Regions from separate parts of the Homo sapiens genome. Here region 1 is linked to region 2. Evidence: chromatin loops called from intact Hi-C (ENCODE). Cell type or tissue: OCI-LY7. All regions are shown on one strand.

Region 1 (2,500 bases), 350 kb before region 2:
GAAATTTCTTCCTAATAACAGGCCTGCTGTGTAAGCAAGTAACAGGTTTATTTCAATGCTAATATTTATTTATTTGTAGATGTTCTTTCTACAAATTAAATTTTTTGGGTTCTATGAGAGTAGTATGCAAATAGTGAAAAACTGAAATAATTATTGGTGATTCGCTTGTGTCCACCTATCCTGAAATGCCTTAACTCCCCTTCCTTACCTTAGTACCAATTGGATTCTTATAGTAACTAACTCTGAGCCAAAAGCTTTGATTTATCAAAGCATCGATGAAAAAAATACTTATCAAGAACATAAATAAGGACTTTGGAGGAGCTCACTAAACACCCAGAAATTTATTACCAAATTCCAAATGGCTAATTTTAAACCAGGATAAAGACCAATGAGTGAAAATAAGATATGCAGTGACATAGTGTATTTTAGTGGGAAGAATAATAAAAAGACCTCTGGATAAGCTATTTTATTAACTTATCTGAATCTCAGTTGTTTTTCACTATAAGAGCAGGGTCATGTCCCAACTTCATTGAGTTGTGAGAATTATTTATTAAATGTGTATAGTTTGTAATGTGTTCAGTAAATACCTGTCTTGTCTGAAAGTGAATAAATTAATACATTCTTAACTTACTTTAAAATGGGAGAAGCCACAGTTTAAAAGGAAAGAGAACGTGACATAGACTTAGTTTGATTTTTAAAAATTTGTAGATTCAGCTACAAATACACAAAAACTGCAACAGAGATAGGATAACTAAAATAATACTGGAATACTTAAATAACACTAGAGTAACTTTATGGTTTTGAAACAGAGGGCATTTAACCATGGACTTAGTTTAGGTGGTGGAATAGTTGAGAGAAGTCAGATGGGATGGTATGTCAACCCAGAAATTAGCAACAGCGGGGGGTGGGGCACCATCTCCCTACAATGGAGGAAGAAAGGGAGAATGGAGAATGGAGTGTTCCTGAAACCCAGGTGATAGGGTCATGAAGGAAATGCAGCTACTGGCCAGAGATTCTACCCAAGGCAGAGGGAGGAGTACCCTCGCTCCTTGCTTCCAACAAAAGGTAGATGACATAGGATCCTGATGAAGAGACCACCAAATTTAGAAGAGCAAAAAGGCAACGAGCATTTCTGAGGGCAAACAGGCCATGAACCAGCATTTTAATTGGTGGAACTAAGAGAAAACTAATGGACCAGCAATTCAGATTTTAGGTAATACTGTATTGATTAATTTCTTCCACTTGTCTTAAGTCCATTCTCAGAGCTTCAGAACCACCAACAACAAAAAGAGAGCTGTCAAAGATGGAGACTTATTCCCTAAACTCCTCTCTAACAAGGCTGTAGTGGGGTAGAGGGTGGCGGGGAGTTTGGGGAAGTATAACTGGTGGCCCAAGTTTGGCAGGCTGAGGAACAGTGATCAGAAATATGGGCCTTGCTCTTCCTGGCCACAGGGTGGTGGTATAAGGTATGAAACCACTATTGTCTTACTTTCACTTTTTTCAAATACTGGTTAATTTTGCCTGTCTTCATCACTGCATGTTTGGTATTTTGGAAGGTAGAAGAGTATGTTTTCCAAAGGTGATCACAATAATCTATATCCCATCCTTTGTGCTCTTATTATGGTGCAATGTTGACACTTGTCCATCAGTAGGTGTACAGGTCTATATTTTCTCTTTGAATCTGGGTAGGTCAGTGGCCATGGAAAAGGTGACACTGTGTGACTTTTGAGATAAAAGGGATGAGGCTTCTGCTTGATTCTCTTAAGGTGGAACCAAGCCACCATGCGCTGAGGAAGCTAAGTATCCACATGAAGAACCCGTGTGCTAGGATTCTGGTCATGACCGCAGCAGAGGTCCTACTGAGAGTCAGCATCAACTAAATGTTAATAACTGAGCCTTCAGATGATGCCAGCCATCAGTTTTCAAGCTGTTTCAGCTAACTCCAACAGGAGCATGGATAACGTGTCCCCACCAAGCCCTGCCCAAATTGCACATTTATGAACAGAATGAATGTCATTGATTTAAGTCACTAGTTTTAGAGTAGCCTGTGACTCAACAATAGATAACCAGAACACAGGAGGGTTAAACTTACAATTTAGTCAACCTTTGCCACACATGACAAGTCACATGCTCATCAGAATAAGAAAAATGTGCTTCTCTAGAGATCCTGGACATACAGTTTTACAGAGTAGCTGGATTTGATTTTGTGTTGCTGGCCTCTGGGGAAGTGTAAGCACATTTTCAGTTATAAGTGGGATAATGGTATTTACTATATTAGGAAGAGGAAATGTGGGAATTGTTTGTGCGTGTCTAAAATGATGCTAAAACTGGATCTTTCCTGTCTCCGTTCTGACAGAGCCATCAGTGATCAATATCAGGATATCTTAATGAGAGCAGATGATCCCAACTTCATGTTCATGCATTCAACATGGAGTGCCTATTACATGACACTTGTTAGTCCATGTGCTGAGGATGGAGCAATAAACAAACCTGTTTAAGC
Region 2 (2,500 bases):
CAGGCGTGAGCCACCGTGCCCAGCCTCTTGTCCATTTTCTTATGCCCTGTGCATACATCTCTCCAAATGACAGCCAGTGTGATATTTTTTTTGAAACATAAAAGAGATCATGTTACTGCCATGCTCAAAATTCTCCAGTTACTTCAGAGCCCACTTAGAACACAAATTTAGCCCTTGGCAGAGCATGTGGGAAACTACCCGATGATCTGGCCAGTCTGCCTCTTGCCTCATCCCCCTAGGCTCCCCAGTACTATGTGGCATTTTTCAGTTTCAGTGGCCTTTCTTTCTCTTCTATTTTAGAGTTGTTCTCTCTGCATATAAAGTTTTTCCCTGTGATCTTCCCATGGCTGTTTGTTAACATTATTCAGAACATAACCTAAATACTACTTTCCAAACAAGTAGAAAATAGTATTTAAACCAATTGACCACCTGGCTGGAGCACCCCACCCCCACTCTACCCCATTCCACTACCAATGATGCATTCTTAACTAAATAACATTCATCAAGACTTAAAGTTGTCTATTTAATGTCATAATTTTAGTTTTCTCACTGGAATATAAGCTCCTAGAGAGAAGGTTCCTTGCTCTATTCCCATCTACTACAATAATGTCCTACCAATAATGAGGGCTCAGTGTATTGATTGACATTGTCATCTGCAGCTAAACAAGAACAAAAATTGATTTGGCTTTCAGTCTTTGAACTTCTTAAACAAAGGCATCTTTAAAACTGGAAATCAGGAAGGAAAGAAAAAGAGAGAAAGAGAAAAAGGGGAAATAATTGAAATCCTTGGTCAATTCTCAGTATCTCTATTCCTGACTTTGAGAGAGCTCAGTCTGGACAAATTAGTCTACAATTATGGGTTGGTTTTCCATTTCTTATTTAACGACATTGGCCCTGCAGCCTCAGCCTGGTGGTTTTCCATAAAAGACTAGATTTTTCTGAAGATTTCTCATATCTAAGCACTTGTCACTTGGGCTTACAAGTTGGATTTTCCTTTAAGAGCCTGAACTAAATGCTTTAAATGGACCCATACAGTAAGTTTAATTAATAATTATGAATAGGAATGAAATGCAGAAGCGCCCTCTGGTGGTTTAATATATAGGAATGCAAAAATAGCAACGTGGAATCAAGATTCTTTTCACAGTGGGGCCAATAGGAGATTATTAAAACGTGCTTCTGCTTCTCCCTGTCTTTCCCTTCCTCTGCCTCTTCCTCCTTATTCTTTTCCTTAATTCAAAATATAATATGAGTTAGAATGGGAAAATTTATGACAATATCTAGCAGAAATCCATGTGGAGAAGCAACTTGTGGAAAACTGAAAGGATCCATGCCTCCAAGTAAACACTTTAAACAGAAGACCTTCTTTACTCTTTGCTAACCATAGCATAAACATACCTCTAATTCTTGCCAAGCAGAGATAGTATGTGTTTCCTCTCTTACTTAACCTTAACATTACTTTATTTGGTTTTCCCCAAGAACTGGGCACCTTGTACAAATTTGGAATTTTCCTTATGGGTAGCTTGTTTAAAGGCAGTGCTTTATGGAGTCTTAATAATTTATAACTTCCTATAAATATTCCTTGTTGCAATACTAGAATGTACTAGTGTTTTAAAAGTGGTATTATGGTTATAACTTTTATATGTTTTCCGTACCTGGCTTATGGAATTATTTGTACCTTGAATGTAGCATATCTACTATTTGGATGGCAGTTGTTTCATAGTTTTAGGGCATAATATTTTGTAATCACTTATTTTTATTTATTTTTTTTTCATTTCTATTGATACAAACGTAGCAACATAGTAAAAGCTCTTCTCCTCCTCCTTTTTTGTGGGGTGGGGACAGTATATTATACGAGTTCTCTTTCTCCTGCATCTGAAAGATTTTCCTTCTGCCATTTACATTTTATATACATTTTATGATTTCATCTATTTGCATGGGTTTAACTATTGGCTCTATGCATGCAATTCTATTCATTAACTTGGTTTTGATCTCCAATCTATTATTTAGAGCTGTCTTTTAGAAATTACCTCACAATTAAAGCTCAAAATGAGAATTAATCTCTCCCTCCAAAAAAAAAACAGGTACACCATAAACTAAATTTGTTCTACCTTCTAACTTCCATATATCAGTGTCTGGCTCTTTAATCATCCCGATTACTAGGTTTAAAACCACCAAGAGCTTTAACTTCTTCATTCTTACCTTATATAGGGAGTCAACCCCTAGTCAAATACCATTCACTGCACTCATAAAGGAACTTTCCCTTTTCCTCTCTGATTTCACTGGTTCTGAGTTTATTCCAATATTCTCTTACCTCACCTATTGGAATAGTCCCTTTGTTGATTGCAATGACTATAGCAGATCTTTCTAAAACAGGGCTTTGATAATTCTGTTCCCTTGCCCATTAGTTATTAATATAGTACAATAGTCTGAAAAATAAAATCCAAATCTAATGTATCTGGGACATTACCTCTGCCCCCATAGTGACCTGGCCCAACTTACT

Evidence for each region. A loop is a pair of places that touch in the nucleus more often than their neighbours do. Peaks named below come from ENCODE experiments on the same cell type or tissue, not always from the same donor. Only the 100,000 strongest peaks of a DNase experiment are listed, where the experiment ranks them.
Region 1: it touches region 2 in a loop (9-fold over the local background); 62 of 110 quality-filtered maps call a loop at or near these places.

What each region holds. Positions count from the first base shown.
Region 1 is chr13:91,373,872-91,376,371 of GRCh38, forward strand. No RefSeq gene overlaps it. Among named protein-coding and RNA genes, the nearest start is that of GPC5, 23 kb to the right of the region's middle. In OCI-LY7, no CTCF peak of the experiment used is centred here; a DNase peak (open chromatin) is centred at 1,430.
Region 2 is chr13:91,721,410-91,723,909 of GRCh38, forward strand. The region is part of intron 3 of GPC5 (glypican 5); the gene reads left to right. Among named protein-coding and RNA genes, the nearest start is that of GPC5, 320 kb to the left of the region's middle. In OCI-LY7, no CTCF peak of the experiment used is centred here; a DNase peak (open chromatin) is centred at 1,082.